Linked DNA regions of Homo sapiens: region 1 is linked to region 2. A link is a contact called in ENCODE Hi-C or POLR2A ChIA-PET data. All regions are on one chromosome and are shown on one strand. Each heading gives the region's core, a stretch centred on a gene start or an enhancer-like site at or near the end of the contact. The rest is flanking DNA. Distances are from core to core; before and after follow the strand shown.

Evidence for each region. A loop is a pair of places that touch in the nucleus more often than their neighbours do. ChIA-PET counts read pairs that join two places held with the same protein, here RNA polymerase II (POLR2A). Pooled maps may share reads with other maps.
Region 1: a loop to region 2 is called in a pooled map, with 6 times the contacts of the local background. The contact joins the promoter of JUNB here to the promoter of ZNF563 in region 2. A Hi-C loop is called at or near these places in 2 of 37 single-sample maps with no recorded cell type and 8 of 50 pooled maps. POLR2A ChIA-PET finds 5 or more read pairs at or near these places in 3 of 52 experiments (GM10248, activated CD8-positive, alpha-beta T cell and activated naive CD4-positive, alpha-beta T cell).

The regions. Positions count from the first base shown.
Region 1 is chr19:12,790,220-12,793,515 of GRCh38, forward strand. It overlaps JUNB (JunB proto-oncogene, AP-1 transcription factor subunit), which reads left to right and starts at 1,267. Exons shown (of 1, transcript NM_002229.3): 1 at 1,267-3,096. The coding sequence starts at 1,553. The coding sequence ends at 2,596. It also overlaps a transcript of HOOK2 not described here. RefSeq lists silencers at 1-145, 1,006-1,585, 1,956-2,065, cis regulatory regions at 1-132, 972-1,526 and enhancers at 1-329, 630-1,241, 3,116-3,235, 3,130-3,296, 3,256-3,296.
Region 2 is chr19:12,332,192-12,335,230 of GRCh38, forward strand. ZNF563 (zinc finger protein 563) reads right to left here and starts at 1,442. Exons shown (of 4, transcript NM_145276.3): 1 at 1,289-1,442. The coding sequence starts at 1,291. RefSeq lists enhancers at 796-905, 1,136-1,395, 1,498-2,363 and a silencer at 1,536-1,675.

The DNA.
Region 1 (3,296 bases), core at 17-2,516, 460 kb after region 2:
AGGTTCCTCTTCCGAGGCGCAGGATGCGGCGGGACCCAGGGCGGGGCGCACGGTCCCGTAGGATCCGAGTGACGGAGACAGGGCCGGGCTCCTTCCCCCGGGGCTGTTGCCACACTTCCTGCCTCTGCGCTCTTTCCCCAGCCTGTTTCTAAGGAAGGGAGTGGGGTTGGGCGACCGCGCCCCAGCCGTCGGGCTGGGTCCAGGCTCTAGGAGCCGACACGGTGTTGGGCAAAGCCCAGGGTCAATAGGGGAGGGTTTTAGGATGGGGGACAGAGAATACAGATGACTAAGAGGTTACCATCGAGGGGGAGCAGCAGTCGTGGAAGATCCAGCAGTCCTGGTGCGCGGGACCCTCAAGGCCCCCTCCTCACATGTCAACTGAGTACCCTCTTATTGTCTTCTCTGCTCCGAAGATGTGTCCGGCCCCTTCTAACTCTCTCCTTCATCCGGGCTAGCAGATGACCCCAGTGGTCCCCAATTTCTGGCAGACATGTCTCCATCTTCTACCTGGCATATTTTACCTGCCTCAGTGTACCCCAGGCCGCTTACTAGCTTTCTGCATATCTAGACTTCCCCTAATGCCTCCTTCCCGCTTACGGGAGAGCCTCAGACTCTGGACTCAGCTCCCATGAGCTCCTGGACCCCTACTCATTTCTTGCAATTTAATGGGTCATGCAGCTCCACCCACTCACCCCTTTTGATCTCTCCCCTCCTCCGTCCTGTGAAAATTCCAGTCCCGCATCCTTCTGAGCCCGGGACCCCCAGTCAATTCCTGGGTCAGGTGTCTCCTTAACCCTCCCGATTTACAGTGCTTAACCCTCATTTCTGCTTTTTGGGGTCTCCCAATGGATTGTCAGTCCTCCTACCCCTCTCGTATTCTGGGTACCTCAGGGGTTTCTTCGCACATACTGGGACCCTCACCCCACTTGCTGCGTACCAGGTCCTGGTATTTGTCCCAGTGGACTCCAGGGAAATCATCCTCCTCCCTGAAACCCCTCACTCATGTGCCTGGGCCCCCCAGCACCTCCTTCCATGCGTACCCCGAGGTCCTTTGAGCCCCTCCCCCTGCAGCCCCGCCGAGCCACCCGGCCCGTGGCCGCTGTTTACAAGGACACGCGCTTCCTGACAGTGACGCGAGCCGCCTCCTCCCCTTCCCCACGCTCGAGGAGGGGGGCGCGGGGGCCCGGCTCCGGCGACGGCCAATCGGAGCGCACTTCCGTGGCTGACTAGCGCGGTATAAAGGCGTGTGGCTCAGGCTGAGCGGCTGGGACCTTGAGAGCGGCCAGGCCAGCCTCGGAGCCAGCAGGGAGCTGGGAGCTGGGGGAAACGACGCCAGGAAAGCTATCGCGCCAGAGAGGGCGACGGGGGCTCGGGAAGCCTGACAGGGCTTTTGCGCACAGCTGCCGGCTGGCTGCTACCCGCCCGCGCCAGCCCCCGAGAACGCGCGACCAGGCACCCAGTCCGGTCACCGCAGCGGAGAGCTCGCCGCTCGCTGCAGCGAGGCCCGGAGCGGCCCCGCAGGGACCCTCCCCAGACCGCCTGGGCCGCCCGGATGTGCACTAAAATGGAACAGCCCTTCTACCACGACGACTCATACACAGCTACGGGATACGGCCGGGCCCCTGGTGGCCTCTCTCTACACGACTACAAACTCCTGAAACCGAGCCTGGCGGTCAACCTGGCCGACCCCTACCGGAGTCTCAAAGCGCCTGGGGCTCGCGGACCCGGCCCAGAGGGCGGCGGTGGCGGCAGCTACTTTTCTGGTCAGGGCTCGGACACCGGCGCGTCTCTCAAGCTCGCCTCTTCGGAGCTGGAACGCCTGATTGTCCCCAACAGCAACGGCGTGATCACGACGACGCCTACACCCCCGGGACAGTACTTTTACCCCCGCGGGGGTGGCAGCGGTGGAGGTGCAGGGGGCGCAGGGGGCGGCGTCACCGAGGAGCAGGAGGGCTTCGCCGACGGCTTTGTCAAAGCCCTGGACGATCTGCACAAGATGAACCACGTGACACCCCCCAACGTGTCCCTGGGCGCTACCGGGGGGCCCCCGGCTGGGCCCGGGGGCGTCTACGCCGGCCCGGAGCCACCTCCCGTTTACACCAACCTCAGCAGCTACTCCCCAGCCTCTGCGTCCTCGGGAGGCGCCGGGGCTGCCGTCGGGACCGGGAGCTCGTACCCGACGACCACCATCAGCTACCTCCCACACGCGCCGCCCTTCGCCGGTGGCCACCCGGCGCAGCTGGGCTTGGGCCGCGGCGCCTCCACCTTCAAGGAGGAACCGCAGACCGTGCCGGAGGCGCGCAGCCGGGACGCCACGCCGCCGGTGTCCCCCATCAACATGGAAGACCAAGAGCGCATCAAAGTGGAGCGCAAGCGGCTGCGGAACCGGCTGGCGGCCACCAAGTGCCGGAAGCGGAAGCTGGAGCGCATCGCGCGCCTGGAGGACAAGGTGAAGACGCTCAAGGCCGAGAACGCGGGGCTGTCGAGTACCGCCGGCCTCCTCCGGGAGCAGGTGGCCCAGCTCAAACAGAAGGTCATGACCCACGTCAGCAACGGCTGTCAGCTGCTGCTTGGGGTCAAGGGACACGCCTTCTGAACGTCCCCTGCCCCTTTACGGACACCCCCTCGCTTGGACGGCTGGGCACACGCCTCCCACTGGGGTCCAGGGAGCAGGCGGTGGGCACCCACCCTGGGACCTAGGGGCGCCGCAAACCACACTGGACTCCGGCCCTCCTACCCTGCGCCCAGTCCTTCCACCTCGACGTTTACAAGCCCCCCCTTCCACTTTTTTTTGTATGTTTTTTTTCTGCTGGAAACAGACTCGATTCATATTGAATATAATATATTTGTGTATTTAACAGGGAGGGGAAGAGGGGGCGATCGCGGCGGAGCTGGCCCCGCCGCCTGGTACTCAAGCCCGCGGGGACATTGGGAAGGGGACCCCCGCCCCCTGCCCTCCCCTCTCTGCACCGTACTGTGGAAAAGAAACACGCACTTAGTCTCTAAAGAGTTTATTTTAAGACGTGTTTGTGTTTGTGTGTGTTTGTTCTTTTTATTGAATCTATTTAAGTAAAAAAAAAATTGGTTCTTTATTAATTTCTGTTGTCTTTTTTTCCAAGCTGGGAGGGCGGGGGGAAAAAAAAAAGCACTGGTTTGCCCCCAGCTCAGTGCTGTTGGTGGCTCGGTCCTGTATGTGTCCCCCTCGTCGGTTCGGCGCAGGCATCTTGTGGTCCCAGCCCAGGAGTCCCACCCTTCCCGCGTCCCCAGATCTCCAGGGTTGGATGGTTGGGGCGCGG
Region 2 (3,039 bases), core at 192-2,691:
ATTAAAGTCTTAATTAGGGAAAGGCTAAAGGGAACAGGGGAAAGCAGAAAGATAAAACAAAAAAGCTATAAATCTGCCTATCTTCATGTGCAGAGAATTTAAACAAAAGAGAATGCAGGTAAGTTACGGGTCTAACTTTGTTTTTTTTCTTTTTTCTTTTTTTTTTTTTTTTTGAGACGGAGTCTCTCTCTGTCGCCGGCCCAGACTGGAGTGCAGTGACGTGATCTCAGTTCACTGCAACCTCCGCCTCATGGGTTCAAGCGATTCTCCTGCCTCAGCCTCTCGAGTAGCTGAGATTACAGGCATGTGACACCACGTCTGGCTAATTTTTGTATTTTTAGTAGAGAAGGGGTTTCGCCATCTTGGCCAGGCTGGTCTGGAACTCCTGTACATGTCTAACTTTCTTTATGGCCCAAGACATGGCCTTCTTGCCCAGATAACGCACTTAATTCACAGACTTCCTGCTCACCATCAAACGCCTCAATTTATCAAACACCGGGGCTGACAGAGGAATGCAAGTTAAGCTCCCTGCTGCCTTGGCACTCTGCTGCCTTGGCACTATCAATCAGCCCAAGTTCCATTCTATAAAATCACCCACAAGCCTCTGCTTCTCTCCTGCAGGCTTCCCATGGCCTCCCTTGCGATGGATTTTGCTTCTTTCGCTAATAACTTTACCTACAACTGTCTTAGTAAAAATTATTTTACCCCGGCGTTACCGGCCCAGATAGCAGTCGTTCCCCTGTGACGGAGAGGAAGTCAGCTTTATGAAATGCAGGGCAAAATCTGGAAATCTAGGGATTTACTGCCAGCCCCAGGAGTTAGGGTGAGGGGACAAGATAAGCATTAGACATCTGCCTTCCCAAACCTTTGAAGACTCAGAGGGACACCGGTCCCCTTTAGGAAGAAAACAGAGACTGAGGATCCCACAGATCACAGCTCCTCACAGGCACGAACCCCACACACGAGTGGGGATTCCCTCCATGACCCTTCCGTGACCCTCCCCCAATCCTGGGGAGATGGGGGGCTGCGGGCGAGGAGCTGCCCAGACAGGGCTCCGAGGCCGGGACCGCAGTTGCCGCGCAGGGACCGGATAGGACGCCCGGGGTCCCGGCTGCCAGCTCAGCCTCACTCTGTGGCTGAGGGGACCGAGGGTCGAGCTGCGCCAGGGGGACTCGGGTCCCAGACCCCGGAGCTGACGGCGGGGGAGGCCCACGTTCGCCGCGGCCGGTTCTGGACGGTTCCAACCAGCTCTTTCCCACTTTTGGGACGCCTGACCCTGCACACGCACCATTTCCCGGCTTCCGGGATGTTCCAGGGTCCTCCCTCTGCCTCCCGCTGCCAGTGCGGGTCCCACTGTGACAGAGGCTGCCACAGACGTTCCAGGGCGTCTCTCAGCGACTGAGGCTACACAGACGTTCCAGGGCGTCTCTCAGCGAGCGACTGAGTCTAGAGCTGAGCGCAGGGGCGTGAAGACGCCGCGGGCTCTTTGAACCTGGCACCCTACTGCCAGCCGTGCGCCTGATTGACAGTTCTCACGACCCCGCCCCATAGCTCTGATTGGATAGGGCTCCAGGTCCCGCCCCCTGGGCACTGAGTGACAGAAGAAGCGATCACACAGTGCTGAGTCGAGCGGGATGAACGAGTTCCAGGCACAGCCCTTGACAGGGCAGGCTTCCTCCCTGTGCTGTCCTGATCCCTCCCAGGGAACATTTGCATTTATGCAGAATTACCTGCCCGTACTCAGCAGGCCCTTACTGCCTTTTCCTCCTGGAGAAGGAGTCACAAGTGTTTTGCAGGGAATCCCAGACTCACAGTCCAGTGGAGCCATTCCCCTGGCCTCAGAGCAGAGGGGAGCCCAAGGCCACACAGGCCACACTGCAGCAGGAGGGTGGCCTGATGTCCACCGGGCATCAGGATTTGAGGATGAGACTCTTGGCGGCAAGGTTAAGCCTTCCTCTCTCACCTTGCCTCTCAATCTGCTCATTTTCAGCCAAGGAAATAAAAACAAGTCAAGAACGGTATTAAAATATCAAATGTGTGGAAGAACTGAAATCACACGGCAGCAATAAATGAATGAATGAATCAAAACAAAAATACAACAGGAAAAAAAAAGCAAAAACTTGAACTAGTGCAGATAAGCAGCCTGCTGCCCTCATACTTCAGCAAACGTCCCATTCAGGAGGCTAAACATATGCCCAAACTTGGCAGCCACTCTTAACTGTTGAAATGGAACCCCAGAGTGAACCAAAACCTGGTGATGAGACTGGGACACTGAAGGATTTGACTCTGGGAGCTCAACATACTTCCCTGTGCCCTCTGCAGAGTGTGGAAATGCCCCCACCGTCAAGATGTGCATTTTCACCAACAGGAAAGTTTCATGTAAAGTTAGTTTAAGGGCCCGGGGCGGTGGCTCACGCCTGCAATCCCAGCACTTTGGGAGGCCGAGGCGGGTGAATCACCTGAGGTCACCAGTTGGAGACCAGCCTGGCCAACATGGTGAAACCACATCTCTACTAAAAATACAAAAATTAGCTGGGCATGGTGGCGGGCACCTGTAATCCCAGCTACTCGGGAGGCTGAGGCAGGAGAATCACTTGAACCTGGGAGGCGGAGGTTGCAGTGAGCCGAGATCGTGCCACGGCATTCCAGCCTGGGTGACAGAGTGAGACCTGGTCTCAAAAAAAAAAAAAAAAAAAAAAAAAAGGTTACTTTAAGGTACTGACCTACATAAACTGTCAAATTCATAAACCCTTTACCCAGATTTTCCTAACACATAAATGGTAAATTCTGATTCTATGTGCAGCTTCGTGCTACGTGGAGGCGTGCGCAGGCTGCTGAGGAAGCACCAAAGGGGGCTCCATTTCTCTCCCTTTGCAGCCTTCAGAATGGGCTCGGTGTAGAGTCACTGGTTCAAACTCTGCTGCCCACTCCAGGTGGCTGGGGCTCAGAAAACAATACCCCAAAAAGAAGACCTTGGAAGAAGCCTCAGAAGCAAAAGTTTTTTCTCCACAGAGGGCAGAGGAAAAACTTAGTCCCATT